4 separate regions of the Mus musculus genome follow, and regions 1, 2 and 4 are each linked to region 3. The links are chromatin loops, found by intact Hi-C in ENCODE. Cell type or tissue: heart. All regions are shown on one strand. Links, peaks and the distances in the headings refer to the core of each region. The heading gives the core; the rest is flanking DNA.

Region 1 (8,017 bases), core at 1,408-6,407, 240 kb after region 3:
GAACAGGGCAAAACCTCATCAGTCGATACTATCCGGGGGGCATCACAGACGGTATGAGCCTGGGGATCAGCGTTTCTCATCCACCCCGAGTTCATGTCCAGACTCTTGGTTTGGGGCCCCGTCCTGAGGGACTGCTGAGCCTCTCCACATTTTGCTGATGAGAACTGCCCTTTCCCTCCTCTTACTGATCCAGTCTATTAGAACAAAAATGGCTCCCAACAGCTCAACATAAAAACTCCTCTTCAGAGGGCTGGGGAAAGGCTCAGTGGTGAAGAGAGTGGTTGCTCTTGCAGAAGACAGACTGGTTCCCAGCACCTAGGGCAAGCTCACAGCAAGCGGCTCACAGCGTTCTCACACTTCCAATAAGCTTACATCAGCAGACCACCTATAGCTCCCTCTGCAAGGGAGCTGATGGCTTCCTGGCATCTCCCGGCACCTGCATCCCTGTGTGCACACACTCACACAGACAGACAGACAGACACACATGTAGACATGCAGACACAGATACACACACAAGCAGACACTCAGGCAGACACACACACACACACACACACACACGACCTTTAGCTGACCCTATGGCCTCATCCTGTGTGAATTCAGTGAGAGAGTACCCTTACTAACCCAATTTACACACGAAAATCAACCCTACAAAAATGAAAAACTGTTAGCATGTTGTTTACCTTTTAAATTAATTTTCATATTAGTCCAAGAGATACCTTCTAATTATGGAAACTATAGAAAAATATTACCTATAGATGTTCTGCCACCAGCAAAGTAGTTAATATTTTAGTGTGTTGGATGTTTTCGTCACAGCTTTTCTTTAACTTTTTAAAACTAATAATAAAATAATTAAAATTAATAATATTTTCCTTAATTTTTAAATTAAATTTAATTTTTTGAAAGAATATTTTACACATTCCAGGCTGGCCTTGGACTTGCTATTTCTCTGATCATGGCCCTGAACTCTTGATCCTTCTGCCTCCATCTCTCAAGCACTAATTAGGCTTATAAGTTTGTGCCACAAAAGTCTGGTTCACATTTCTGTTTTTAAAGCCAAATGCCTGGCTAGAGAGGCGGCTCAGTGGTTAAGAACACTGGCTGCTTTTCCAGAGGACCTCGGCTCAATTCCCAGCAACCAGAAGGCAGCTCACAATTGTCTGTAAATTCAGTTCCAGGGGATCCAACATCCTCACATAGACATACATGTGGGCAAAACACCATTGCACATAAAATAAAAATAAGTAAATCATTAAAGCCAATACCTAGGACCTAGAAACACTAGTGAGTAAAATTGTCTCTGTTCTTACAAAGGCAGTGTTTTATCTGGTTACACATTAAATTATACATACATCATTTAAAATAATTTAAAACATGTGTGTCTGGAGGGAGCTGGAGAGATGGCTCAGTGGTTAAGAGCACTCACTGCTCTTCCAGAGGTCCTGAGTTAAACTCCCAGCAACCACATGGTGGCTCACAACCATCTATAATGGGATCTGATGCCCTCTTCTGGTGTGTCTGAAGAGAGGAACAGTGTGCTCACATACATAAAGTAAATGAATCTTTTTTTTAAAAAAGTGTCTGGGGCTGGAGAGATGGCTCAGTGGTTAAGAGCACTGACTGCTCTTCCAGAAGTCCTGAGTTCAGTTCCCAGCAACCACATGGTGGCTCACAACCATCTGTAAAGTGATATCAGATGCCCTCTTCTGTTATGTCTGAATGCAGCTACAATGTATTTATATACATAAAATAAATAATTCTTTAAAAAAAAATACAGAGTTGACAAGGAGAGATTCCTATATATGCTAAATGGAGAAACAAGTTACTGAAAAGTACGATTGAATTTTGGTTTTAAAATCCTGTATACCTGGGGGCTAGAGAGAAGGCTCAGTGGGTAAGAGTGCTCGCTCCGTGTCTTAGTTACCGTTCTATTGCTGTAAGGAGACATCATAAGCAGAGTACCTTTGGAGAAGAATCATTCAACTGAGGGTTTGTTTACCGTTTCAGAGGCTTAGTTCATGATCATCATGGTGGGCTCACACGGCAGGCAGCTTGGTACTGGAGCTGGAGCCGAGTGCTTACATTTTAGTCTCCTAATGGAGGCAGAGAGAGACTGTGCCTGGTGGAGCTGTGGTGCGCATGGGCGTTCCAATCCTCAAAACCTAGCCCCAGCGACACGCCTCCTCCAGTAAGGCTACACCATCTAATCCTTCCTAAACAGCTTGCCAACTGGAAACCAAACACTCAAATATACAAGCCTATGGGGCCATTCTCGTTCAAGACACCACACTCTGCAAGCACGAGAACCCAAGTTCGCCTCCCCAGCAGCCGTACAAAAAGCCAAATGTGGCTATGGGTACCTGTAACCCAAGTGTTGAAGGGGCAGAGACAGGTGGCGCTCAAGAGCTCTCTGCCCAACAAGTCTCGCCAAAATGGCAAGCCTTCAGTTCAGTGAGAGACCCTGCCCCAAAACAGTAACTTGGAGAGATGTAGAGGAAAACACTGGACACTCCGCTCTGGCCTGTGCATGCATGTAGGAATACATAAACTCTCATGTTCACACACACAAAATAGTTAAGCAAAAATAGTTAAGCTTTCCTAGATCCTTTTCTGTTTTGGCTGGAAGTTTCCCACAAAAATCTTTATTTGTTTTTATTATTTAAATATCATTCATTTAGCCAGACATAGAGGTGCGAACTTTTAATCCTAGCACTCAGGAGTCAGAGACTGACAGATTTCTGTTCCAAGCTTTACCCATGCCTTTCCACTCTCTTATCTCCCTGTCTCTACAAACATCCAGGAGGGCTCTGGACTCTAGGGCCACTCCATGCCGCAGCTCAGCTCTTCACAGGAGATTTTCACCACGTACTTCCAGGGAGCCAGGCTCAGCGGAGTGACTCAACAAGCTCACAGTCTGATGGAAAACCAGGCACAAAAATAGGCTCTGCAGTTGCAGAAACAGGGATAACTGACGAAGGCATCTATTCTGGTGCCAGTCCTTAGGACAGAAGCAGTGGATAGAGACAAGTACTCTGCCGCCTTTGCCCTCGTGGTGCTCCCCAATAGGAATGGACAAATGAACAGTGTAGCTAACGAACCCAGCCACAGCAGGCACCCAGAACCCTGTACGTGTTGGGAAGTTGTCGCAAACTTCCTGCGCGGTGGATGTCAGTACGCAGCTGGGATGGATGGATACGTGAGAGTTAACCACGAAGAGCAGAGAGTGATTCCAGACAGCAGGAGCAGCATGTGTAAAGGCAGATAAGAGAGCGTGCGCCACCTGGTGTTGAGGAAATCACGAGGAGTTTGGTATTGCTGAATACCACCACTCACTGTGGGTGATCCGCACAGCCAAGCCTGTATGTCAGTTAGATCAACTCACGTGGCCGCATGGTGACAGCTTGCCTCTAGAGGAACAATCCGTAAACAAGTTGGGTTTTGTTTTGCTTTTTAAAAGGGCGTGCAGTGAACTCACAACTTGAAAAGTGGGAGCAAGACGATCAGAAACTCAAGGCTGGCCTGGGCTGCATGAGATGCTGTGCCCAAAACACTATTTTCTTTATAAAAAAATAATTCGTGGTCACTTAGTGAATTTGAAAAAAAAAAAAAGAAACGCAAACAAAATTAAAATCACTTATACTTTCCTTCCTTCCTTTCTTTCTTTCTTTTTTTCTTTCTTCTTCTTTTTTAAAGGTTTATTTATATGAGTACACTGTCTCTGTCTTCGGACATACCAGAAGAGGGCATCAGACTCCATTACAGATGGTAGTGAGCCACCATGTGGTTGCTGGGAACTGAACTCAGAACCTCTGGGAGAGCAGTCAGTGTTCCTAACCGCTGAGCCATCTCTCTAGCCTTTATATTTTCACAAATAGACACAGATAAACTTGTGGCTATGTATGTGTCATATTGGACTCAAATACCAGAAAGCATGTATGTATGTTTGTATGTATGTATGTATGTATGTATTCTGCAGGGCCTCACTATGCAGCCCTGGCTGGCCTGGAACTCATTTATTCAGCCCAAGCTGGCCTCAAACTCCAGAGGTCTACTTACTTCTGCCTCCACATGTACCCAGCACACCCAGCTAAGAATTTTATATTATTCCCCTTCAAAGTATATTATGAGATTCTCTCAAGTAAGGAACTAGATCATGAAAAACAATTTCTAGTAGGAGAAACAGAAGTAGATAGAAAAAAAAACCCAAAAAGAAATAGAGAGGCCATTTACAAAATATACCTAGTAATGTGTTTCAGTAAGTGTTTATTGAACATAAACATATCAGCTATAGCTACCTTGGACTTAAGTGAGAGAAGTATTATAAAACTGTCTGCAAAAAGAGGTCAAACATAATAAAAATCAGGTATCCATAGCCTGGTTACTATTCTTCACAATGTAGGTTGCATTCTGGTGCTGAAATATCACTTGGTAGTGACAGTGGTTTTGTCTGTTCTGATGCTAAAGGATGGTCAGTTATTTGATGTAAGCACTGGTCACGCCCTTTCGTTAGTTCCTTCTCTTGCTGTTAACATTTGGGCAACTTGACTAAGGAATGGAGAGCAACAGAAAAACCATAGCAGTACAGCAGACAAGTTCTGACTTGGGGAGTTAAGAGCTGCTGGGCCTGTGAGGCTCTGCCCTTTCTTGTGTGTTTGCCCTGTATGTGTGTGATGCTGTGGACTGGCTTCTGAACAAGAGTCCTGAAATAATAGGGACGCAGACGTTCACCCTGTCTTCCCATAAGAACCTGATCCGAGGATCCCACAGCCCTTCAGATCAATATCACGCGCACACTACGGTTCTGATGTTCTTGGTATCATCACTCTAAGAAGGCTCTCTGCCTCTTAGTATCTCGTCAGCATTCCAGCGGAAGGAGGCAGGCATTTAGCATTAGTCTGACCTGCAGATTCTGTAGGTGCACGAATAACTTAGAAGAACATCCCATTTGTCCAACTTGATCACATTTTGCAGCAAGGGAATCTTGGGGAAAGAAGTTTTAGTGGTTGGCATAAGGAAGGAGGAGAGACTGCATGTGAGGGCAACAGTCTTCCCCTGCACTGTGGACTAGGAGTTAGAAACTGCTCTCCCGGGAAGTTCCTTGTGCTCTGAGTCATCGATTTCAATCATTCCAGACGTTGATTCCGAGTCCCCCGAGGACATGGAAGAAGAGATTCCAGTGGTGATCTGTGCAGCAGCAGGGAGAATGGGTGCAGCCATGGCAGCCATCAACAGCATTTACAGCAACACCGATGCTAACCTTGTGTTCTACGTAGTGGGGCTACGGAGCACTCTGCCTCGAATACGGTAGTTTCTATAATATGTTTTTTGAAGGTTCTATTTTCTTCTAATCTTTTTTTCTTTAGATAGCCATCCCTCTTCCTCTTCCTCCTCTTCCTTTTCTCTTCTTCCTTCCTCCTCTTCTTTTTGTTCTTGTTCCTCCTCCTCCTCTTCTTCCTCTATTTTCTTTCTTTTAAAAATTATTTTATGAATACACTGTAGCTGCTTTCTAACACACCAGATGAGAGAGCATTAGATCCTATTATAGATTGATATGAACCACTATGTGTTTGCTGGGAATTGAACTCAGAACCCCTGGAAGAGCAGTCAGTGCTCTTAACCACTGAGCCATCTTTCTAGCACCCCCTCTATTTTCTTAATGGATTGTTATTATTTCTTAAGCATCCTCACTAACTGTATTTTGGGGAGAGGTGCTAGAGACTTAATCCACGCTTCCACAGAGATTAAGCACATGCTCTCCCATTGAACCAAGCGTGACCTGTGATATTTGAACTACAAACTTACAGTAATTAAAATCTGTAGATCATATTATAATTTGGAGCTGGTTTTTTCTATAACATGTCATACTAAAAAATGAATAGGAGTTAGAGTAAAAGGAAAACAACTGAAAAATCAAAATTTAAATGTGTTTTAGAAATACAGGATAGCTGTGTGATCTTGGTCTGGACAGTACCTCCCTGAGCCCAGGAATTAGGAGGGGAAAAAAAAAGCTGATGGACTTGCCAGTGTAACACAAGAACTTCTGGATAATGAAGAACAGCGAATGGAATTAGCTCTAAAATAGATTAGTAAGAAGAATGGCTTATAATGAAGAACTGTTGCAAACATTTTAAAAAAACGTAAGCCTCGTAGGAAAATGAATATAAAATATGAATGGACACTAAGGCCCAGGATTCCATCCACAGCTCTGTAAAAATAGCACCACCAAGAGCCAGCACCTGTACTCCTGAACAAGCTGGGGAAGAAAGGTTGCAAATTAGAGAGCAGACTAGGCTTCGTGGTGAGACCTTATCCCAAATAAACAAACTAGTCAAATAACCAACCAACTAACTGGCCAACTAACTAACCAGCCAACTAACTAACCAGCTGTCATGGTTTGTATATTCTTGGACCAGGGAGTGGCCTCATTTGTAGGTGTGGCCTTGTTGGAATAGGTGTGACCTGGTTGGAGTACGTGTGTTACTGTGGGTGTGGGCATAAGATCCTCACCCTAGTTGCCTGGAAGTCAGTCTTCCACTAGCAGCCTTTGGGTGGAGATGTAGAACTCTCAGCTCTGCCTGTGCCATGCCTGCCTGGATGCTGCCATGCACCTTGATGATAATGGACTGAACCTCTGAACCTGTAAGCCAGCCCCAGTTAAATGTTTTTTATAAGACTTGCCTTGGTCATGGTGTCTGTTCACAACAGTAAAACCCTAACTAAGACACCAGCCAAGTAATCAACCAGCCAACTAATCAATCGACCCAGTCAAAAGAGAATAGATCACACAATTCATAGCAATACAGTCAACAAAGTGGGTGTCTTTAGTTCTAGCTGGTTTCTCCTCCCCCAGTGTTTAAATATTTTGAAACCTGTTCTCATTGAGCCAAAATATAAAAGCAGAAGGTATGAACCCACAGTCCATCTCTGTAGATAGCCACAAGCAAACATACTTCTGTGGCAACTACCACATTCCCCCAAGCAATAGTAAGAGCTCTGCCACCAAGCTACCTACCCCTAGCCCTTTCCTGCCAATTTGCAATCAGCTGCAAATGTTGCCATCTGTGGCTTGAGTGGCCCGCCAACTTTGGAGACGATTTCTACCAGGAATGTCATAATGAATCAGATGAAAGATAGACACCCTGTGAGACTGAGTGCTGAAGGGGAGAGGGTGGTGGAGGAAGAAAGACAGGCTGAAGGGGGGAGGAGGAGGGGTGAGAGACAGAGGGGGAGGGAACGGAAGACTGTCAGAGGCTGGGCACACAAACACACACACACACACCCGCCACAGTGTCTCAGCAGTAGCATGTGGCAGTTGGTCTGGTGAGTGCAGCTGCTACTTGCCGAGAAAGGACCCCATCTTGTTGTTCTAGTTTCCTGTGGATTTTTGGATGTAGGACTCAACTCAGTTATTACTACCTTGTTCATTTCCTTTGCAGAATGAGTTATGAGATTGAGGGTGGGGAGGAGGAGATATTGGAAGTGAGGCCAGATGGCGAAGCAATCAGAAGGCTTTATAACGTGGAAACGATGCCTACATATACTTAACTGTAACTTTCCCGGAGCAGACGAGCCCCGGGAAGGATATGCAGATTAAATTCAGGAAAGATTCGAAACGTGTACCTGAAGTTTTCTGTTATCTCTTTAGAAAATGGATCGAACATTCTAAACTGAGAGAAATAAACTTCAAAATTGTGGAGTTCAATCCTACAGTCCTCAAGGGGAAGATTAGACCAGACTCATCGAGGCCTGAGCTGCTCCAGCCCGTGAGTATACAAGTCATGCACACAGTGGGGACAGTAGGGACAGTCCTGCATCCACATTCCCTGTAGAGCTCTAGCCATCTGATGTGCACATAGGATATTTCAGTCCCAAGTGTGCTAGATCTCCATGAAGCTCTGCTTATTTTTAACTCAGCAGCCACCTGCTCCAGGAAAGCTAGGGTTTATATAAGCATAATGAAGCTACTGAAAAGAATCGAGGCATAAAAATGGAGACTACGTATGTGTGCGTGAAGGAGGGC
Region 2 (7,418 bases), core at 2,419-7,418, 110 kb after region 3:
TGCTGTGAGTTCTAGAACAGCTTGAACTATATAATAAGACTGTAGTGAGAGTTTTGGTTTTGTTAAAAATCCAGTATATGAATGCTTTTGTTTTAATCTCCGGTGTGGAATATGGGGCTGCTTCAGTTTGTCCACAGATGTTGACTATGACTGTCTCGTGCTCTAGGGAGGCATGGTTTTTCCCAGCTGTGCCCCCCCCCTTCCCACTGCTGTTCCATTTGCTATTGCTGGATTGTTGGACTGCTGGATATCCTGATGTAGAAGATTGGACTTTCCCCAAGGAACCCATTGATCCTCATCATCAGGAAATAGCCTACAGAGGTCTACGCCCCCTTTCTCCTCTAACCTTCTTTCTCTCCTACCTAGTGTCAGGGGTGGGAAGAAATTAGGGTAGAATAAGGTATAAGAGCCCAATACAATAATAAAACAAATATGCCAACACAAGACCCTGTCTCAAAAAAACAAACAAGGGCTGGTGAGATGGCTCAGTGGGTAAAGGCACTTGCTGCCAAACCTGACAACCTGAATTCAATCCCCAGGACCCACATGATGGAGGGAGAGAAGTAACCCTTGAAAACTGTCCTCTGACCTTCACACACTCATCAAGGCCAGAAGGTGCACACATGCATGTACACACACACACACACACACACACACACACGATAGATATCGAGATAGATTGGATAGATAGATGGTGTCTTAGGGTCTTACTGCTGTGAACAGACACCACGACCAAGGCAACTCTTATAAGGACAACATTTAATCATGGCTGGCTTGCAAGTTCGGTTCAGTCCATTATCATCAAGATGGGAGCATGGCAGCATCCAGGCAGGCATGGTGAAGGAGGAGCTGAGAGTTCTACATCTTCATCTGAAAGGTGTTAGTGGAATACTGGCTTCCAGGCAGCCAGGATGAGGGTCTTAAAAGCCCATACCCACCCTAACAAGGCCACACCGCCTAATAGTGCAACTCCCTGGGCCGAGCATATACAAACCATCCCATTTACTAACACACACCTGTTCACTTGTCACTTTGTTTATGCCTATGCCAATCTAAGGAGGTAAGATTTCCTCATCTTTTTTCCTCAGGTCAAAATGACAGCTGAGAAATCACACCTGAACCCAGAGATCCCATTCAACAGGTGTATGAGGTCACGGGGGATTGAAGGATTGAAGACATTTCACTTAGAAATAACACAGATCTATCTGGTGTGCCTCGAGGGACAGAAGAGGTGGGGGAAGTTACTATGGAGATCATCTCAGGGAGATTCCAGGTTAAAAAGATGCAGCGGGGACCCCTAGAGGACATGCCACGAGCATGTCTCCGTGTCACCTCCCACCTGCATGCCATTCATCTGAATCACCTCCCTAGAGAACATGCCTCCCTAGAGGACCCCTAGAGGACATGCCACGAGCATGTCTCCGTGTCACCTCTCCACGAGCATGGTCTCCGTGTCACCTCCCACCTGCATGCCATTCATCTGAATCAATTTTGCCAGAGAGCAATTCAGTCAGGCCATTAACTTATCAGGAGGTTCCGTTCAGCAGAAGCTGTAGCTGGAGTTGGCCCCACAGTGATAGCAGGCAAAGTCCCACAATTATTGTCTTGCCTAGACTTGTGCCTAGATGGACCAGTGGGGAGTACCAAAGAAAAGCAGCAAAGACCAGGTGACTGGTCAAGCCGTTAGAAGCCATTATTGAATGTCTGCATCCTTGCAATGGGCACACACACAGGGATAGGCCACCAAGGTGTGTCTACAATCAGAGTACAGGTGTAGCGTTTATAGTAAACTTTAAGGAATGTGGTTAAGGCCTGGGCTACATCTCTATCAATGCCCCAGCTTTCAGAAGGAAGTACACAGCTAGCCCCAGGAGAGGCTGGGCAAGGCACTCACCCTGCGTCTCTCAACCAGGACACAGAAAGGAATTAGGAAAAGCAAGTCACTGGGCGGTGGTGGTGCACACCTTTAATCCTGGCACTTGGGAGGCAGAGGCAGGCTAATTTCTGATTTGGAGGCCAGCTTGGTCTACAAAGTGAGTTCCAGGATAGCCAGGGCGACACAGAGAAACCCTGTCTTGAAAAAAAAAAAAAAAGAAAGAAAGAAAAAGCAAGTCCTTGATCTGGTGGAGACAAGGGCAGAGCCATGGAAATAATAACGGTCATGTGATCAGACAAAGACCAGAAAGCACTAGAAGCCTTGATAGAAAGAAAGGACTGTGCTTCTAAGAAATTGAGTTCTGAAAGGGAGAGAGGGGCAGATCTCAAAGCCTTGGAATGATATACCCTCGAAGACAGATTTTATCCAGAGGGAGTGGGAAGTCATTGAAGGGGATTGGGCAGGAACTACCTGGAGAATAAATTGGAAGAGTTTTGGGGTGAACCCTTGCAGGCTTCAAAATGACCCAAGATATTCTATACACACACACATAACTATATATATATAACTATATATAACTATATATATATATATAACTATATATATATAACTATATATATATATATATAACTATATATATATAACTATATATATATATATTGTCTGATCCTGAATCTTTCCTTTTAATTTCCAGGGCACAGGGTTGGGACTGCAGAGAAAGCTCACTGCTTAAGAGCACTGGCTGTTCTTTCAGAAGACTCAGGTTCAATTCCCATCACCCACTGTGAGCCAACCTCACAGTGGTTTGTAAACTCCAGTCCCAGGGCATCATTTGCCTCCCTGCCCACTCTGACACTAGGCACGCACATGTTGGACATACATATAGGCCGGGAAAACACCTATATGCATAACATTTGAAAGTGGTGTGTGTGTGGGTGGGTGGTGTGTGGAGTCATCAAGGGCAGAGTCCGTTGCTGAGGGCAAGTTGGGCTCCATCGGTATGTAGAACTAGTCAAACCCATTCTGATTCTGAGGCCAGTCCACACATAAGGGAAAGAACATTGGACATCCAAAAGCAACCAATGTCCCCTCAGGGAAACTAAATGTACTGGGTAGAACAAAGAAAGCAGAAAGAAATGAGAAGTCAGGAACAGAGCATCGCTTGCAAGACACACTTGTTTCCTCCTTCCTTCTTCTCTGTGACCACAGCATTGTTAGGGGAACAGCTCAGTTACCAAAAAAGAAGTGGGGGACCAGAAAAATCTTTTAGCCATGGGCTCGTCAGAAAAGACCAACTCAGCCATTGCACAGGGGCTCTTCTGGTACCGATAGGCATTTCAGCCTAGTTCTAACTATCCTGTCATTGTTGGGGTAGCCTTAAAGAGGACAGAAACGAGAAATTCCTTTCTTGCAGTCAGGCGTGTTTACCGGCTCAGATAAAGAGCAGAGACTCCGGCATTTTCCCCTTTTTGTAAGGGAGGATAATTGCAGGCAGCTGTAGGACCAGATACTACGTAACCATTTCCTCCAGGTGGCTGCTGCTTTTCTCTTTCCCTGCTTTGTTTTTATTTCGACTTTATTTCCTCTCTCCGAAACAGAGCAGGCCATCAAGCAGTTTTTTATTCTTTAAATTTTTATTTTCAAACATGATTGCTTTGCCTGTGTGTGCCTGTGCGGCACATGTGCTCGAAGAAGCCAGATCAGGATGTTGGTGTCTGGTCCGTGGGTGTAAGCTACTATGTGGGTGCTGGGAGCCAAACCTGGGTCCCCTGGATGTCGGTACTCATAACCAGCAAGTCATTGCATTAGTTCCTTTGTCAAGGATTTTAATAGAAATTTGAACAACCAGAAGTAGATGCTTTCTCCCACCCTACCCCGTTCTTTCTCACTCTTCTTTTCCTTCTTTTTTCCTCCTCCTCCTCCTCCTCCTCCTCCTCCTGTTTTTAAAGTAAGGGGCTCACATAGCCAAGTCTGTCTCGACTGTGTATATAGCTAAAGATGACCCTGAATAGGTCCATTTGCCTCCACCTCTCAAGTACCGCAATTACACACAAGCTCACATACACCCCTCTCCATGTTACATAGCGCCAGAAACTGAACCCCAGCCCAGTTGGATCATTCCACTCCCCGAGCTACACCCCCAGCCCCTGAGCACAATTTCTAGTCGAGTCTGAAGAAGGGAAATAGCCAGATGAAGGAGGAGAGGCATGCAGATGCCTCAACACCAGAACCATGCCTGGGCGAGTGATGAGAAAGAAGCCAGGAGGAACCTGGGAGGGGTGGGGGTGGGGCAGATTACAAAACACGGTCGGCTTTCCGTCAAACTGTTTTGAGTTTGATTTTATCTCTGGGTTTGGGGAGCAGGGGAGTATTTAATCTCTAGAATTGAATAATTCAAACAATTTATTGATGATATCTCTGACAGTTGGCAGGAAGGTAGGATGGGATGGGGCAGGAACGCTGGCAAGGAGCCCAGTTCTTTGGCCGGGTGGGACTTGGGACTGAAGCCCTGTAGCAGAAGGGGTGGCATTCCGGAGCTCAGGTAGCATCCATGGGATCTGCAAACAGTTCCTGGGGGGGAAGACAGAGACAAGAATGTGAAGCAAGGAGCTACTGCCCTCCCCTGGCAGGTTCTGGGCAGATTGAGTCATGCGTTAAGCAGTGCACACTGGTTCCCAGAACCGAGCCTGCTGCCTGGAAGCAACGTCAGGAGTTTCCTGCGGCTGGCTCTCCGCACAGCTTTGTCTTTGGCTCCGGTTAAGTGCTGTGCTGGAAACTGGAGTGGGGAAACTGGCATTCTTCCTCTCCCCATGGTACTGTCTACGACAGACAAACAACATATGGAAGCTTGAGATGTCCAAACAAGGCTGCGGGTGTAGCTCAGTGGACAGGGGGCTCACCCAGCCTGTTGGAAGCCCTGAGTGGGGTCCCCAGTGCTACACGTGCTGGACATGATGACGCAGGCTTGTGATCACAGCACTTGAGGCAGAGGCAGGCATTCTGGGCTTGATGACAAGAAGCAGAGAACCTCCTGGAACAGGAGTGTGGGCGGAGCATGCAAGATGAGACCCAGTTCTGAATGAGACTTTCCTGTCGCTTTGTACGTGAGGAAGAGACACTGTCTAGCCTCTCCTTTCTCCCGTGCTGTGACTAGCCATCTCTTAGTGGAGCTTTTGAAGTGATGAGAAAGTAGTGATTTCTGAACGAAGATGACTGCTGAGCATGATATTGTCTCAAAGGGGAAAAAAGGTCAAGGGCTGGAATGATGGCTTAGCAATGCTCCTGCACAGGGTCTGGGTCCAGTTCCCAGCACCGACATGGCAACCCATAACTGTCCGTAACTCCCACTGCAGGTGTAAGGAAACCAGTGTCCTCTTCTGGCCACATGTGGTACACATACATACATGCAGGCAAAAACACTCCTGCACATAAAAATAAATAAATCTTTGGAAAAAAGAGATTACATATGAATAAAATTAAACTGATAATTTCCAAACGCATCACGTCTTAAAATCAAATTCCGAATCCTTCCAAAGAACAAAGTAGTTGAGAGCAGTTAACAGCGATAATCTGGCTGAGAAAAAAAAATTGTCCTCATTTTCTTTGATGAACTGATAGAAAGTAACAGAATGTCTAAATCCAGCACTCAGCAACAGAGGTGTGCGGACAGACGCAGGTGGATCTCTGTGAGTTCTGGCCAGCCCCATCTATATAATCAGCTCTAGGACAGCCAGGGAGACATAGAGAGACCTTGTCTCAAAAATAAATAAGTGAATACACAAACAAACAAACAATTGTGCTTTCCAGTCCCTTAAAACAAAAACAGTTCCTGAAAAAAATAGTATTAACTACTCCCTAAGCCCAACCACACATTCCAGAATCGTCATAGCCAGGAGATAGTCTGTTCCCCCAAGAATAAGAGTAACACACATCTCTTTAGTGATTTCTGGTTTTTTTTTTTTTTTACTTGAGAATCACATTCCACTTTTTAATAAAGCATTGAGGCTGTGAGTTGATCTGCCTATAAGCACAGGTTATAAATAATAGAGTGGAATATCATACCTAGCTGAAAGAATAATTATTGTTGTATCAATAGTACACTCTTAACCCAAACTATATAGAAATACATGGGTTCAAAGGCACTCCATCCTTACTGGGGCAGGCTCCTTTGGCTACTCCTTTGGTTCTTTCAGTAGAACTCAAGCCCTTTTTCGTTTCCAGACTATCTTTGATAGCCACAAACTTCTGGCAGGATAGGAATTTCTGTAAGGTCCTGATTGGATTCTCTCTAAGCCAGTCAGTGATCTAATTTCCTCTTGCTAGTTCTTGGCTTATGTGAGATCATGTGTATGTGACACATATGTAAAATCAGGAGACGAGACCTTTGGGTGAGCGTGAGAATGTGTTCTCAGATCTCAGCTGTGGGGACCTTAGCTGACTGATGGCTGCTTGACCTAAGGTCATACTTTCCAGGAACCAAGTCCAGCCACCGGCTGACAGGCTTACTTCTAAGACATGAGACTCTTAGGTTCCCTTTTGTTTTGTAGCTACCGATGCATTATATTCATCCTTCAGCAGGGTAGAGAGATCGCCTCCACTCTTTTTCATGGCCGTGTAGTATTCTCTTTAAGGATTTGCTGTGACCTGTGTGCCTCTGTCTATGATCATTTCAGTTGCTTTCTCTATCTGCCACATAAAACATGGGGAAAATGTCCCTTGAAATGTCACCTTTAAATGTCAAATTACTATGCTCTTACTCTTTCCATCTCCCAATCAGAGTTACATTTCAGTAGAGGAAATAATTTTTCAATATAGCAATTAATTATTTGCAAATTTTATATAATGTATTTTGATCATATTCATCCCTCACTTGTCCCCCCAACCCCTTCTAAACTGACTCTTACCTGTCTACTGCCCCCCCAACCTCATAGCCTCTCTTTTTAATAACCCATTGAGTTTAGGGTATGGGGCCATCCACTGAAGCATGACACCCTTACCAAGGGTCACACTTGTAAAGAAAACTGACTTCCCTCCCCCAGAAGCGATTAACTGCCCACTGTTGCTAGATATTTGATCACATTGTAAACCCTGAAATTGTGTTATTTACTGGAAAAGAACTGCTTTTGGTTGTGGCGTGGCTCCGTCTTAGCACACACCTTTAATCCAAAAGCTTTCTGCTTGAGTATTATAAACAGGATTAAATAAAGTCAACCCTGGGTCAAGAGGCAGAGCAAGCAACAGTTGACAGGAAGTGAACATAAGATTATTAAGAAAAAAAACCATAGAGAGTAAGAGGGAGTCAGGAGGATGGATAGAGAGACGCAGATCACAGAAGGGAGGGGCATTGGTTGAGTGTGAAGGAGGTTTTTTGAGATGGAGTAAGGGAAGGGCATTGTTTCTGGGGCTGAGAAGGAAGGTCAGCTGGGTACTCTCTCTGCCTCTCTGACCTAGCAGGCTCTCACATCAGCATCTGGCTCCCAACTCTTCATTGGTAAAATCAAATGATTAAGATTTTATTAAACACAACAGCCCACAGCCCCTC
Region 3 (8,017 bases), core at 1,323-6,322:
GACCTGAGAGAGAGGCGGGAACCAGAGCGTGCTGGACTCAGAGCCGGTGTCTAGCTCATCCTGATCACCATCCTTTTGGTTTTGTTAATAATTTATTTTTATTTTATGTGTGTTGGTGTTTTGCCTGCATGTATGTCTGTGTGAGGGCATCAAATCACTTGGAGCTGGATTGCAGACAGTTGTGAGCTGCCATGTGGGGGCTGGGAACTGAACCCAGGTCCATTTGGAAGAGCAGCCGGTGCTCATAACCCATGAACCATCTCTCCAGCCCCCATCACCATCCTCTTTAGAGAGCTAACAAGACAGCCCCTTTGTCTGCAGACCCAGTGGGATTCACAGGCTCATTTTCTCTCCTTCAGGTGCTCAGTAGCCTGGAACACACACAAACACACAAACACATGCAGCACATACACCCAGCACCTACCCACACAACACACACACACTCATAACACACCTACATACACATAACACACAACATACACATAACACACCCACATATAACACACACATCACACACACACACACAGAATTCACCCATACAACAGAGAGAGAGAGAGAGAGAGAGAGAGAGAGAGAGAGACCCAGACTGCTGTTTCCTGAACAGTCACCATTCAGATTTATGGGGGAGTAGACCCTAGAAAGTGTCAGCTCCCTGCAAGGGACAATGGCTTAAGGGAACAGAGAAGGTGGGCACAGGAAAAGGACAAAGTCACCTACTCCAGAGGGAAACTGGATCTGTGTCTGAGTCTTGACTTGACCTTTGACAGGCTAGGTGATCCCAGGCAGTGGCTTGTTCTTTGTAGGGCTCCGTGTTCCCCTGGGTAAGGAGCACATATGAGCCAGAGCTACTGAGATAACAAAGGATGAAGCCTGCGGGATGCTGAGCCTGTCCCTGCCGGGTGCTGAAGACAAGAATATCACAGCTTTCCCTGCCGTGCCAGAATGGACCAGGGCAACATAGAGAACCAACACCCAGAATCTTCTGCACCACCAAAGCCAGCACGGAAGACCCAGGGGTTGGACAGAAGGTTGGTCAACAAGAGCTTCAGTGGTGTTTTTATTGGTGGCCTGAAATGGCTTGTCTGCCACAGTGGCCTGGGCACCCTGCTCCTTCATAACCTAAGTGGGCAAGTACCCAACTAGCCTTGCTTGGACCTCCCATGAGATTTATTTTGTATGGTAAATGAAGGGACAAACCCACAGGCAACCAACAAACCTCAGATTGGATACCCACAGCTCCCACAGAAAGCCAATCTCTCGTGCAGGACACAGGCCTCCTGGAAGAGGCAGTGTGGGAACGGGGAAAGGTTGTGTGTGTCAGCCACAGCAGGGTGCTCAGGAGAGGCCAGCAGCTCAGGTCTGCGGAGACAGAACAGCGTGTTAGAGAGGCAACCACACAGACCTGTGCCCCACAGTCCCCACAGACCCAGGGAAGCACACAACCCCTGGCTGTTAGTGGAAGCTTGGAAGAGAGGAAGTGGGAAGGAAGAGAGAAGGAAACAGACCTTGCCGGAGCTGCCTGGGGTCCGCAGTTTATAGCTTCACCCACAGACTCCAGCAACTGGCCTCATTCTGCACTGAGGGCTTCTTCTGAGGGCAGCTGGTGTTTGCCAAAAATAACTGCCAGGTCAGAATTGCTTTCCACTCAGAGGTGGGGAGACGGAAAGTTCCAGAAGCCCCCTATGTAATGGAGCCTTTCACGGCTGGCCCAACAGACTCTGGAAAACAGTCAACAACCGACCAACTGTTTAGAAAGTACTAAAGGAGCTCCTTCAAGAGAGCAAAAGCTGGAATGGCGCATGCACGACGTTATCCATGCATCTGTGTGGATCCAGAAGCCGCGACCATGGAGCGGCCATCTCTGGATGTACTGTCACAGGTGGACACGGCTACCTCTGAAGCGCAGATAGAATTTCGTCCCCAAGCTGGGGAAATGGCTCAGTAGTGAAAGGCTTATCATGCAAGCATGAAGATATGTGTTCTTAGAGCCCACTTCAAAGCTAAGCATGCATAGCAGTACATACCTGTAATTCCAGAACGCCTATGGCAAGATGTGTGGCTGAGGCAGGAGAGTATCGGGAAGCTCAAGGGCCAGTTATCTTGGTGTTCACAATGGCAGATCACAGGAAACCCTGCTGTCAAACAAGGTAGAACCCAAAGTTGTCCTCTGACCTTCACATGTGTGCTATAGCACACATGCACCATGGCTTGTGTGGACCAGAATTCACAAAGAACTACTTGCATGCGGGGTGTGTGTGTGTGTGTGTGTGTGTGCACACATATATCACTATATAAATATGTGTTTATGTGTACACATACATGTATATGTTAGTGGGGTAAAAGTAACAAAGCGGGAACACAGGGGGATTTTGCGACCCCACAGGAAAAACAACATTAACTGGCCAGACCACCCAGTGCTCCCAGGGACTAGACCACCAACCAAGGAGTGTAGAGAGGGATCCATGGCTCCAGATACATATGTAGCAGAGGATGGCCTTATCTGGCATCAGTTGGAGGAGAGGCCCTTGGTCCTGTGGAGGCTTGGTGCCCCAGCGTAGGGGGAGGCTGGAGTGGTGGGGCAGGAGTGGATGGGTGGGCAGGTGGGGGAGCACCCTCATAGAGACAAAGGGGAGGGAGGAAAGGGCAGATGTGGGAGGGGGGGTTGAGGAGGGGTAATGGGGAAGTGGGATATCATTTGAAATGCAAACAAATGCAAAGATTAATTTAAAAATAATAAAAAAGAAAAAAGAAACAAAGTGGAATTGTGGGACATTGGCATTTTTTTAAAAAACATTGGGTGAGGGTTTTTTTTAAAAAAATATTTATTTATTATATGTAAGTACACTGTAGCTGTCTTCAGACACACCAGTCAGATCTCCTTAAGGATGGTTGTGAGCCACCATGTGGTTGCTGGGACTTGAACTCAGGACCTTCAGAAGAGAAGTCGGGTGCTCTTACCCGCTGAGCCATCTTACCAGCCCGACATTGGCATTTTTAATAATTAATTAGTTATTGTGTGTTTGTGCAGAGGGAGGTAAGTGTGTGAAGGAGTTCAGAGAATGGCTTCAAGGTGTTAGATCTTTACTTCCCTCCCGCGGTCAGCAGGCTTGGCGGTGGGTGCAGTTACCAGCTGAGCCATCTTGCCCATACCTTGGTGGGACCTTTGAGAGATGTCTGGGGGTGACAAGATGAGGGCTCAGTTCTAGCAAGTCATCTGACCATGGATTAGTGGCTCTGGGTCCCTGTTCATTCAAATGTCTGTCCTTATAAAACTCGCTGGTAGTCTGGTAGGAGCTAGCCTGCTGTTCCTAGGGCAGACAGCAGGGGGCAGACCATCTCAGGCGCAGGGGTCCCCTGTGCCTGTGGAGCTCCAGCGTGTGATGGAGCGCCTCCAGGTTCTCTTGCGCAGTGCTTCTCTCCATAGCCCCTCAGGCCTACTCGGAAGTCTTCACTCTCCAGCACGTTTGTATTTCTGAACTGCCATCTTTCAGCACCCTATCTTCAGCTGTCTGGGAACCAGATCCAACTGGCTCCAGGCTGAGAGCCTTCGGTGTAGGCAGTGAAAGAGCGGGTCATTGTGCTTCTTTACTCAGGTTTGTGCCTTCACCTTCAGAAGCATTTTTTTTTTAAATAAGCATTTTGGCAAATGCTGGGCTTTTGTTCGTGGTACTTAGTGGTTGGGATGACCCAGCTGCCGCTATCTTAGCAACATTAACAATGCTCATGGATAGCCTGGCGTAGTGGCGCACACCTTTAATCCCAGCACTCGGGAGGCGAAGGCAGGCAGATTTCTGATTTTGAGGCCAGCCTGGTCTACAAAGTGAGTTCCAGGACAGCCAGGACTACACAGAGAAACCCTGTCTCGAAAAACAAAAAACAAAACAATGCTCATGGGTGACTGAGAACCCCCTGATACCCACTTTCTCTCCTCACTGGCAGACCCTGCTGAGCCCCCACTCCTACCGGACCCTCTGAAGATCAAAGGAGTAGGCACACAGTAACACGTATTGGGTTGTTATGCAATTTGATCAGAATAGTCTGAAGGGATGTTGGAAGAATTGATACAGGCAATATAAATCAGCAAGAGATGCAGGGAAAGTCGGAAAGGGGCAGTTGCCATGGAAACAAGGGGAGGGAGCATTACAATCTACGGTATGTCACAGCGTGCTTTCTCAGTCCCAAGAAAGTGTAAAATTCCTCCATGAGAGTTGGTTGGCAGGGAGCATTGGCGAATTCAAGCACCTTTGAAAAGCCGGGTGGAGAGGGTAAGAGTGGGGCCCTGGTACAACACTTCAGTCTTTCAGCTTCCGGCTCATTACTGAACAAAAGGTGGATCTGTCTGCCAGCTTGCAAAGTATGAGCTCACATTTTACAGATGAGGGACCTGAGGGAACAGTGACACTAAGCAGAGTCTCCATCAGTGGCTGTCCACCGGGAGGCAGAGCTGGGGTTCAGCCCCAGGTGGTCTAGGTCAGGAATGAGGTGGAAACACAATGTGCCCAAAGCTAGCTGGCTGCCTGTCACTTACTGCCCTAGTTTGCTCTTTTGTTGCTGTGATAAAATGCTGACTAAAACTAACGGGGAGGAAAGGCTTACTTCAACTTACACTCGCAGGTAACAATCGGTTACCGAGTGACGTCAGCACAGGGACCTACAGACAGGAACTGAAGCAGAGACTGTAGAGCGATGGCTCTCTGTGGTTGGAGGTCACCATAACATGAGGAACTAACTATGTTACAGGGTTGCAGCCTTAGGAAGGTTGAGAACCTGCGCCATAAGGAACGCTGTTTACTGACTTCCTTACACAAGAGCTGCCAGCCCAGGGATGGCACCTCCCACAGTGGGCCGGGCCATCCGACATCAATCATTTGTCTGGGCACTGCCCCACTGACAAACCCACAGACCAGTCTGAACAGGGCAGTTCCTCAGTGGTCCTCTCGCTCCCCACGTGACTCTAGTTTGTGTCCACTTGACAAGAAACACTAACCAGCAATTCCCCAGTGTGGTGGTTTGAATGAAAATGACCCCCAATAGGCTCATGGGGAGTGGCACTATTCGGAGGTGTGGCCTTGCTGAAGTGGGCGTGGCCTTGTTTGGCGGAAGTGTGTCACTGTGCGGGCAGGTTTTGAGATTTCCTATGTATGTGCAAGCTACAACCAGTCAGTCTCCTTCTGCTGCCTTTGGATCAAGATGCAGAACCCTGAGCTCCTCCAGCACCATGCTTGCCAGAACACTGCCATGCTCCCCATGATAAGGGATTGAACTTCTGAAACCAGAAGCCAGCCCCAATTCAATGTTTTCCTTTATAAGAATTGAATTGGTCATGGTGTCTCTTCACAGCAATGAAACCCAAACTAAGACACCCAGGGCAGGGATTGGGGTGAGGCGGAAGTGTGACCCTCAGCCCAGGCAATAGTGAGCACTCCCTGTATGTGTATCAGTGCTCCTGTCCTCCAGGCTGCTCCCCCCACCCCCTTCACAGCACTGCCACTCAAAGATGAAGTGGAAACGGAAGGGTTCTCTGGAAAGTCGGTTGGATGGTGTTTTGCTGGGGCAAACACATGAAGTGGACACAGGTGTGAATGGCTAAGGCAGACAACATTTAGCTGACGCAGACACAGGAGAGGATGTTCTGCTAAAGCACGTGAAAAGACAAATGATGAAGGGTTCTTTGCTAATGACGCACATGTGTTGGTCTGCCTTACATGGCATAGTTGAGCTGCATTTGTCAGGAGCCTATAGAGAGGAACACACCAAAAAAGTTCTGGTGGTGTGCTGCAGTTTTTTTGCTGCTTCCGAGGAATCAGGCTGATTGGCAGAGGGATATCAGCTGAGACAGACACGAATGCTGAAGTAAGATCCGAGGAGGGCATGTGATGTTTGTTTGGAGGGAGTATAAATAGGACTCCGTGGACAGGAGGAGGGAGTATAAATAGGACTCCGAGGACAGGAGGAGCTAGGAGGCGGAGCTAGGCTTGCTTACAGAGAGGGCTAGTGGATCTCAGAGTCTTCTGGGGTCCTTCCTGGTCCCTCCTGCTAACTTGTGCTAAGGCTGAGGCCTGGCTGTTTCTGCTAGGTCGTACCACCAATGCTGATTTGTGTTTGCTCTCCTGACTTTGATACTGATTTGTCTGGACTGCTGGTGTTGTCTGGGAAGTGTTTCCGAGTGGATGAGCTGTCGCTGCCTGCTGACTTCCAGACAACACAGAACCTTTCTAAACAGGTCCACTTCGCCCCTATCCTTTCTTTCCCACTACCTCTAGTGGGTGATAGGCTAAAAGGGAGGTTATAATGTTTAAGAACCATCATTAAAAATAAAGATGAAGAGCCGGGCGGTGGTGGCTCACGCCTTTAATCCCAGCACTCGGGAGGCAGAGGCAGACGGATTTCTGAGTTCGAGGCCTGCCTTGCCTACAAAGTGGGTTCCAGGACAGCCATGGCTACACAGAGAAACCTTGTCTTGAAAAAATAAATAAATAAATAAATAAATAAATAAACAAATAAAGATTAAAAAAAATTAAAGTTACACCTGCCTGTCAAGGTGTAACAAGGGAACTGAGGCTGAGTTTTGGTGCCAAAGGCTCGATTCTGGCCTCCAACCTGGTATCCAAAAACTGGCTAAAATCCTGAAAAACTGGCTAAAATCCTGAAAAAAGTGACTCCCACCTCCTGTCAGGGGGCTGTCAGGGCACTGTGAGGATAAGCCAGCTGTGTGTGTCCAGCCCTGTGCCTGGCTTTAGGAGCACTGGCGGGGCTGTTACTGATGGTAGCCTGCAGCTGCTCAGGGTAAAAAGCAAATGCATTTTGGGAAGACAGGGTGGGGCTTCTGCTTAATGACTGGTGCTACTGCGGCTCGGCTCGTACACGCAAGCAAAGAGTCTGTGACGTCAACACTGTGGTAGGCGCGGCTGAAATCACAGAGATTACATTTCCAGGGTCTGGGGAAATATTAGGTGGGTGGACAGGAAGACCGCACACCCTCACGGCCACCTGGAGCGAGACGCACCAGCTCTCCATGCACACGTTGCTGGGACACCCAGAAGGTGACTTCACGGTGTGGATGGCTTTGCTTCCCGGAAGACCAGGGTTGAAGGACCAGTCAGAACTGAAGAACCGCCAGCCTGTACGGATACCCTCAGCTGATGCTGCCCGGGCAATCGCATGGCGCCAGAGGTATGAGACGACAAGACTTCAGCCTTCAATACAAAGCCTGACTCAGCCCTGTGCGGTGTCAAAGAAGCCCAGAGCACCACTCAGTCAGAAGGCACGCGTGTGCATCAACATCTTTTATTGGTTCACATTTTTTTCCAGAAAAATTGTAATAAAAATACATGGAATTGGAATTTGCATTACAATACATTGTGCGATTACAGAATATGAACAATGACGTATACTCCTTCTTGTGGGGGTAGAACATTTCATTCCACTAAGAGAATCACATGATTAGTTACCCTACACTGTCTGTTGTTCTGATCTCAGAGACTGGCAGACTTGAAAGGAAAAAAAAACTTAAAAAATAAATAAATAAAACTGAACAGTCAACTCCCTTGGTTTCCCTGGTCCTTTCTCCTCTTCCCACTGTCTTCAACACAAGGACGGGGGGGCAGGTGTGAGGGAGCCTCGTGGGGCAGGGTGGGTGCTGCTGGCTGGACACCAGGCAAATCCCTTCCCTGAGGTGGCCCAGAAGGGTACTGTGAAACGCCACTCAGTACTGCAGGTGGGGACAGGCAAAGGGGAGGGCAAGAAAAGAAGCTGCAGGGCCAGGCCGTGTATGGTGGGAAACCTGGTTTGTGTAGTCCTCAGCCAGCATGTTCACGGTCATGTAACCTAGGAGCTAAACTACACCGTAAACGCCCCAGCAGCCATGCCGGCAGAGTACTGGCTGTCCTGACAGAGTTCCTGTGGGCTCACTGAACAGAAAAAAAGAAAAACCATTTGGTTTTTCAATGAAAAATCCTTCACATCCACCTGTGTTCAATAATAATAATAACTTACGTTATGAACAGCTTCCTTATGA
Region 4 (8,017 bases), core at 1,840-6,839, 92 kb after region 3:
CACAATAGACACCGTCATTCTGGCAAGGTAGGAACAGAGACCGCCTGATGTAGTATCTAGGCCAATGAAAGCCAGGGCAGGGAGTTAACTTGCCTTATATTTCCACCACGCCCGGCATAAAGTATTTTTTTAAAAACCCAAAAAACAGCCGGGCGTGGTGTCATACGCCTTTAATCCCGGCACTCGGGAGGCAGAGGCAGGCAGATTTCTGAGTTCGAGGCCAGCCTGGTCTACAGAGTGAGTTCCAGGACAGCCACAGCTACACAGAGAAACCCTGTCTCGAAAAACCAAAATAAATAAATACCCCCCCCAAAAAAACAAACAAAAACTAGTTAAGAGGGCTAGAGAGATGGCTCGGTGGTTAAGAGCACTGACTGCTTTTCCAGAGGTTCTGTGTTCAATTCCCAGTAACTACATAGTGGTTTACAACCATCTGTAATGGGATCTGATGCCCTCTTCTGGTGTATCTGAAGACAGCTACAGTGTACTCATATACATAAAATAAATAAATCTTAAAAAACAACAAAAAGCAAACAAACAAACAAAAAAAAAAAACCACCTAGTAAGAGTAGGTGCCTCACAGAAATCGATTTAGAACACATCTCCAACTCCCTCGTGATAAGTGAGAAGAAACTGAAGCGATGGCCACAGGAGCTATCCACCCTTCACGCGGGTACTGTCCTATCCCTCCGAAGACCTCCCCTTCCCCATCATAAGCGCTCTTCTAGGTCCTCTGCCTTCCTGTCCTTCCCTGGGGCTCCCTGACCTGGAATGCAGGGAAGGACCCTGCGCCAGACACCCTACCAACCTTCCCTCATCAGCTATGCATCCCACGTGGGGCGAGCCCCTATCTCACCATCTCGGCAGAAGCCAGGGTTCAGTGTTTTATTTCCCTTTGGGACCTATAAAGGATGTGGGGGAGGCCGTGTAACCAATGATCACAGCCAGAGACCTACAGCCCAATGGCATCGGCTTGGGTCCCAGCTCTGCCACTCTGGCCTGGGTAACTTGGGGAGTAACTTGGCTTATATTTCTACCTGTTTATAAAGTATCTTTTTAAACCCCCAAAAAACAGCCAGGCGTGGTGGCGCACGCCTTTAATCCCAGCACTCGGGAGGCAGAGGCAGGCAGATTTCTGAGTGAGCAAGTTTCCTAACTTCTTGGAGCGTCGGTTTCTTCACCTGTAAAATGGGGGTTACTTGAAACCATCGCGGGAGATGCTTACACGGGTCTGGGGCGGCGAGAGGTCGGGCGGGCGAGCTTGTGGAGCCACCAACGCCCTTGAGAACCTGCGGCTGAGGCAGGGCGGCCCGTTGGCGACCTGTGCCCCTCTCCGCTCCGGCCCAGCAGCCGACTCCTCGGAAGCTCCGGGAGGGCAGTGCCGGGCTGCTCGAGAGCAAGGAGGAGCGCGCTGCCGGGGCAGCGTGGACAGGCGCTGCTCGGCCGTACCTGACACACCCTCGCCGCTCCTGCCCTCCGCGCCTCCGGTCCCCCTCCTCCTTGCTCTCGAGCAGCCCGGCACGCGAGGGGGGTGGGGGGCGGTCCACGCGCGCGGGAGGAGGAGGAGGATGGCGAGCGGAGGGCGCGCGCCCCCTGCCGGCCAGGGAAGAGATAAGCGATGGGCCGCGCCAACAGAGCTAGCCTGAAGAGGGAGAGGAGGAGAGTATTGGGATGGAGATGGGAGTGAGGGTGGGGTGGGGGTGGGGGGGGTGAGGATGAGGATGGGAGTGGGCGAGGATGGGGATGGGTGTGGGAGAGGATGGGGGTTGGGAGCAGCTTGCTTTTCCGTGGATCTCATACACTTGTTTGTTTTCTTTGACTTTTTAAAAATGTGTAGGTAGCCCACAGGTGTCATGGTTAATGTCGAGGTCATATGGAGGTCAGAGGACAACTCAAGCCAGCCGGTAGTGGCACATCCAGGCCTTTAATCCCAGTACTAGAGGGAGGCAGAGGCAGGTGGGTCTCTGTAAATTCAAGCCAGCCTGGTCTACAGAGAGAAACCCTGTCTTGTAAAAACAAAACAGAAAACTCAGGGATCAGTTTTCTCCTTCCATCATGTGGGTCCTGGGGATCAAACTAAAACTCATCTCCTGAGGTTTGATGGCAAGCACCTTTATACTGAGCCGTGCCTCTGGATGCTTTTTACTAATATGTTTGTGGTTTTTGAGGTAGGGTCTTGTGTCTAACCAGGGCTCACCTGGAAACTTGCTAAACTGTTTGGTAACCGAGTTTTGCTTTAGTTCTTTAGTTTGGTTCTAAAGAACTTGGGACCACTCTGCTCCCACAGCCTTATCTGGCAATGGGTAGTGGGGTAATTTGCCATCCTGCCATGCTGCTTTTGAAAAATAAGCTGCCTTTTTTTTTAAGGTTTTATTTATTGAGACAGAGTTTATGTAGTGCCCAGGCTGACCTTAAATTAAGGAGCCTCTGTTTTTTGCCCCGTGTGTGCTATATGACATACACACACACACACACACACACACACACACACACACACATATATATATATATGTATACATATATATATATACAGATAGGCATGCACTGCTATGTTTACTCTTGATTTTATTCTTCCTTCCCCTGTGTGTGTATGTATGTGTGTGTGGGGTTACACATGTGTGCCTGAACACATGGGCAGATAGCATCTCGAACCTGTAAGAGTTTTCCTTGCATTGCTGAAACCCACCTACGTATCTAGTAAGGTCTTGATTTATGATTATCTAATCATAACCATGAGACTACAAAAATTCACATAGCAGCTTTTGCACTGGACCACGTTATTCCAGGCTAGCTGCGGTCTCTGGTCATAGTCAGTCATAGTGTCTCGTGCCCTTTGAGATGACAGTCGTGTTTTTGCGTTGACCACTAAGAACATTCTAGTCTCCCCTCTGACCTCTGACTCCTATGCCCACGCCTTGATCTGGGACTATAAACTTCACCAAAATATCACCTTTGTGCTTTTGTCTTTGATGTTGTCCAAATGCCTGCCACAGTGCCGGGGAGATTATAGTAATTAGGTATTGAAGGAAATGCTGGGTTTTAGTAACAGTAATAGAATGGCCCACACGATAATGCTGCTGGACTGCAGGTGCCTATTTCACTGTGTAAAATGTTGAAACTTAATTTTTGGTTTTGATTCTCTGTCTCTCTCTCTCTTTCTCTCTGCTTGTGTGTGTGTGCCTGTGCGTGCACGCACGCACCCGCACTCGCATGCATGTTCCCATGTGCTTGCAGACACCTCCCTCATGATCCTCCTTGATTTGGGGCAGGGTCTCTCTTGTTTTCTGCTGCACATACCAGGATAACGGCATCCAATGCTCCCGAGATTCTGCAGTCTCTGCCTCCCATCTCACATTGGGTGTGCCAGCCTTTCAGACTCTCACTGCTACATCCCAATCCACTCAGATGGCCAGGCCTGTGCAGAACCTTTCCACAGCCATCTCCCCAGCCTCTTGGTTTCTGGTGTTCTGAGACAGGCTTTCACTGTGTAGCCAACTGGACCCAACCTTGCAATCCTCCTGCTTCAGCCTTCTGAGTGTCCAGATTATAGGCATGCACCATCTTTCCTGCCAAACTGTTTCTCTTCTAAAAAAAGATTGTAAATAGGATTGCACTAAACATGTTTGTGTTTGGAACTTAAGGCTGTCCTGACATAGTGCCACGTGGGGGTCAGACTGCAGACCCCCTCTGTGTCCCCACTAGTGAAGATTGCAAGTGAATTTTTAACCTTAGATGGTCACAGGCCTGCTCAAGCACAGAACTGCAGTTCTGGGCCTGTGTAATATTCTGTCTGTCCTTCGTTTTACTTACAGTAATCAGAGCCTCCTGCAGGTCCTTGGCAACTGTTGAAATAGTCACTGAACTTTCAAAGGCAGAGCTCTGCCCCTCAGGATCCAGGCTGGGTCTCTTTTGTTCCATGCTATACCAAGACGGTTGCTTTAGGGGTTTTGTTTTGCTTTGTTTTGTTTTCTTCTTTTTAAAGACTGGACTGTTTGGTTTCCGGGACCCCCTCCCCCCAACAAAGGACTGAGGTCATATTTTACATATCAAAGCAGACTTGTCCTCCACGTTCTCCCAGCATCCCTTAGTCCCTACTTTGCCCCCAACCTTGAACTTTCCTGCCCTGGGGCTGGGCTGCCCTTCCTCCAGAGGCTCTTACCTAAATAACCCAGACATTTAGGGCCCTCTCCTCCTCCTCATTCCTCTTCCTCCTCTTCCTTCCTTCCTCCCTCCCCCCTCCCTTCCTTCCTTTTTCTCTTTCTTTCTCTTCCCTCTCACCGTCTTTCCCTCTCCATGGCGACTTCCCTGGCTTCTTCCCTTAGGGCCAGTGAATTCGCCCGCCCCAGAGCAGCTTCCTAATAAACCTGCTTTAATATGTTATAATCTGGCTTGAATTGGCTCATGTCACTGGTAGAGAAATAACTCTTCAAGGACCTCAGAACTAGAATTCTCTGTGTAGCCAGGCCTTGACCTTCAGATCCTCCTGGAGCTGGGCAATCCAACCTTGCATGGTTGGCAGGTTCTCTATAAATGCAGCGACATCCCCAGACTCTTTTTCATCTTCAGTGTTTTGAGACAAGATCCTGTGAAGCCCAGGCTGGTCTTAAAATCCAGATCTCTTGATTGCCACCGGTCACCGCCATGGCCAGCTAGAGGTACCTTTTTTTAAAGTGCAGTTTAGCCGGACAGTGGCGGTGCACACCTTTAATCCCAGCACTCGGGAGGCAGAGGCAGGTAGATTTCTGAGTTCGAGGCCAGCCTGGTCTACAAAGTGAGTTCCATGACAGCCAGGGCTATACAGAGAAACCCTGTCTCGAAAAATAAAAAAATAAAATAAAATAAAAACATAAAAGTGCAGTTTATGCTAAGATTACAATAATCACAATTCCAGTTGTATCTTGACCTTTTTTTTTCTGTTTAAAGCATACATTTAACTAAAAACATGGACACACTGTGTCATTTCCCCCACCACACACCCCCAGTCTGTTGTGCTTGTAAGCCAACACTTCCTTAGTTACTTACAATGAGGCATCTCTGGCTGCCCCCTGGCACCGTTATCTCTGTTTTTCTGAAGAGAATTCGGGTGGTCTGTGTTTACTCAGCCAGGATCCTACTTAAATCCAGATCCCTTGACCTCCAGGCTTCCCATCTGAACCAATATCACAATGACCTTAGCATCCTCTAACCCGGTGATTCTCAACCTGCAGGTCACTACCCCTTGGTGGCTGAATGACTATCAGCCAGTTGGTTATTTCCTGATTCCGCTAGGCTCCTCCCAGGGCCCTAGCAACAGGATTATATCATTACTGGCTGCTACCGGGTGCCTGAGCATAGAAAAGGACTGCTCACCACCGCAGTTCTCTCTCTCTCTCTCTCTCTCTCTCTCTCTCTCTCTCCCCCTCCCTCCCTCCCTCCCTCCCTCCCTCCTTTCCTCCCTCCTTCCGTCCCTCCTTCCCTCCTCTTTCTCTTCCCAAATGTTCCCAGCCCCTCGGTCTCCTCCTGCATTTCTGTCTGTCTCTGTCCCCCACCCTTCTTCTCTGCCCTCAAGGCTCTACTCACATCTGCCTGCCTCTACTCCTTCCCAGGGGGGGGGCTCCCGCCCTCCCTCCCTTCCCCCAGCTAACCCCCCTTTATACCAGATCTGTTGCATGGCGTGACTTCTCAGGAGGACACCAGGTACCTCCTCACCACATTGTATTTTATAACAGTGACCCTTTCACAGGGGTTGCGTATCATATATTTATATTACAATTTAATAGCAGTAGTCGAATTATAGTTATGAAGTACCAATGAAATAATGTTATGGTTGGGGGTCAGCACAACATGAGGAACTGTAAAAGGGTTGCAGCATTAGGAAGGGTGAGGACCACTGCTCTAACCCCTAGGCATGAGTGAGACACATTACTCCCTGGAACATTTGTTTTGACATTAATTTAATTTAATTATAAATGACTTGTTTAAAGAGCATCAAAAGACGGGACATTGTGGTTGCACGCCAACATAATTCTCAGTGACAGACTTGCTATCTTCTCTTCCTGGGGAGGATGGGTCCCAGGGGGCCAGCTCTCCTGGCTTTTTTTCCCATCATGCCTTTCAGCCTCCTTTTCGACTATTGCAGGCCTCCTTGGCACTTGATATTGAAACTCGCTGAGGCGTGGTCCTTGAGTCACCAGGCCTCCAAGCTTTAAATGTCACCCCTCCAGCAATGACTGCCAAATGTTTATCACCTGCCCTGACCTTGTCTGTGGAGCAGGCCAGGGCGTCCAACTGTAGACTTGCATGCCTACTTCAGTGTCTAGTAAATACCGGAAACCCCAGCTGTCCAAAAGCATTGTCTCCTTGAAATGGAAACTCAAGGGTTCTCTGAAAAGTCATGTTTTGCTGGAGCAAACATGTGAACAAGTGTTTTCCTGAAGCAGACACAGGTGAAAGGATGTTTAGCTAAAGCAAACGTGTGAAAGGACACGTGAAGACGGATTCTTCACTAGTGAGGTGCATGTATTGGTTCGCCTTACATGCGATGTCTAGCTCTGTTTATCATGACTGCACAGAGATGCAGACCGAGAGGCTTCTGGTGGTGCTTTGGTGGCACAGTTCTGCATTGTCCTGCATCCTCGGGCTCCGGCCCATTGGCAGAGTGATGTCAGCTGATACGGACACACTTGGAGTTTTGCTAAGACAGACTCGTGTGCTGAGGCAGACCCGTGGAGGACATGTAATGTTTTGAGGGACTGTAAATAGGACTCAGCGGACAGTGACGGGGGATGGGGAAGGGGAGGGGTCCTTGCATTGCTTGCTTGTAGAGCTGGCTTTGCAACACTTCTTGGATTTGCATCTTATCTGACCTTTGCTTCATTGAGAGAGGCACAGCAATGAACCTTTTCTGGCGTTCCTGGTGATCCTGGTTCCTCCTGCTGATTTCTCTGAAACCTGGCTGTTGCTGCTAGGTCGTGCCACAGCTGCCGCTATCCCGACACTACTGGACTGGACTGCTGGTGTATCTGTGAACTGTTTGTGAGCGGATCGAGCTGCCACTGCTGACCTGTGAACTGAACTGCTGATTTCCTGACAACGCAGATGGGATTTGTTCCAAAGAACCATTTCTAAACAGGTCCACTTCCCCCGTATCCTAATAACCTTTCTTTTCCACTGCCTCTGGTGGGTGGTGGGCTAGAAGGGAGGTTAAAGCGTTTAAGAACCCATATTAAAAGGAGGATTGAAAATACTAAAGCCCGCACCTCCTCCCCAGAACCACTCTTCCCCACCTGGTGTTCCTCCTGGTCTCCCCCGCTGTCTCAAGCCGAGACTAAGGCCTGGCTGTCTCTGCTAGGTCAAGTCACTGCTACTGCTAACCCAACTCTACTGAACTGGACTGCTGGTGTATCTGTGAAGTGTTTGCGAGGGGACCAAGCTGCTGCTGCCTGCTAACCTGTGAACTGAACTGCCGATTTCCAGACAACAGAGACGGAAAGTTGCTCCAAAGAACCTTTCGAAACAGGTCCCCTTCCCCCTGCCTCCCACCGCCTGTATCCTTTTCTTTCCACTACCTCTGGTGGGTGGTGGGCTACAAGGGAGGTTAAAGTGTTTACGAACTACAAATAAGGTTTGAAAAAATTAAAGTGTGCGTGTGTGTGTGTGTGTGTGTGTGTGTGTGTGTGTGTGTGTGAGAGAGAGAGAGAGAGAGAGAGAGAGAGAGAGAGATCACAGTTCTGCAGCCCTGATAAAAGGATGAGTTTGTCCCTCCCCACTTCATCTCTCTGGTGTGATCTCTCATCTCCACCTTCTGCCATGGGTTGATGCAGTAAGAGGACTCGCACCAGAAGCTGCCCCTTGACCTCATACTTCCCCGTTCTTCTTAAAGGTTCCATTATCAGGCTATCTGTTAGCACACACAGGACTAAGACAGCTGCCAGTCTCTAGCATGAACCTGTGTTGGGAGGTCCCGAGTGCTGACTGTCCAGGCAACCTCTCAACGCTGCCTTCCTCCATGACTCTGTCTTGCTCACTCCCTTCCTGC

What was found. A loop is a pair of places that touch in the nucleus more often than their neighbours do. Peaks named below come from ENCODE experiments on the same cell type or tissue, not always from the same donor. Only the 100,000 strongest peaks of a DNase experiment are listed, where the experiment ranks them.
Region 1: it touches region 3 in a loop (12-fold over the local background); 11 of 42 quality-filtered maps call a loop at or near these places.
Region 2: a loop joins it to region 3, with 5 times the contacts of the local background. A loop is called at or near these places in 13 of 42 quality-filtered maps.
Region 4: a loop joins it to region 3, with 5 times the contacts of the local background. A loop is called at or near these places in 34 of 42 quality-filtered maps.

The regions. Positions count from the first base shown.
Region 1 is chr10:82,661,909-82,669,925 of GRCm38, reverse strand. Glt8d2 (glycosyltransferase 8 domain containing 2) reads left to right here. Exons shown (of 10, transcript NM_029102.3): 4 at 5,130-5,301; 5 at 7,643-7,760. Among named protein-coding and RNA genes, the nearest start is that of Glt8d2, 25 kb to the left of the region's middle. In heart, for the core only: a CTCF peak has its summit at 3,282 (motif pointing left); a DNase peak (open chromatin) is centred at 3,285; H3K4me3 peaks cover 698 bases; H3K27ac peaks cover 515 bases.
Region 2 is chr10:82,792,650-82,800,067 of GRCm38, reverse strand. It overlaps a transcript of Hcfc2 not described here. Among named protein-coding and RNA genes, the nearest start is that of 1700028I16Rik, 16 kb to the left of the region's middle. In heart, for the core only: a CTCF peak has its summit at 4,507 (motif pointing left); DNase peaks (open chromatin) are centred at 4,517 and 4,847; H3K4me3 peaks cover 1,051 bases; H3K27ac peaks cover 1,225 bases.
Region 3 is chr10:82,896,967-82,904,983 of GRCm38, reverse strand. Txnrd1 (thioredoxin reductase 1) reads right to left here. Exons shown (of 15, transcript NM_001042513.1): 15 at 7,260-8,017. Among named protein-coding and RNA genes, the nearest start is that of Gm33781, 34 kb to the left of the region's middle. In heart, for the core only: a CTCF peak has its summit at 3,322 (motif pointing right); DNase peaks (open chromatin) are centred at 3,313 and 5,903; H3K4me3 peaks cover 1,027 bases; H3K27ac peaks cover 271 bases.
Region 4 is chr10:82,805,568-82,813,584 of GRCm38, reverse strand. It overlaps 1700028I16Rik (RIKEN cDNA 1700028I16 gene), which reads right to left and starts at 1,462. Exons shown (of 3, transcript NR_038042.1): 1 at 1,226-1,462. In heart, for the core only: no CTCF peak of the experiment used is centred there; a DNase peak (open chromatin) is centred at 6,164; H3K27ac peaks cover 508 bases; H3K27me3 peaks cover 676 bases.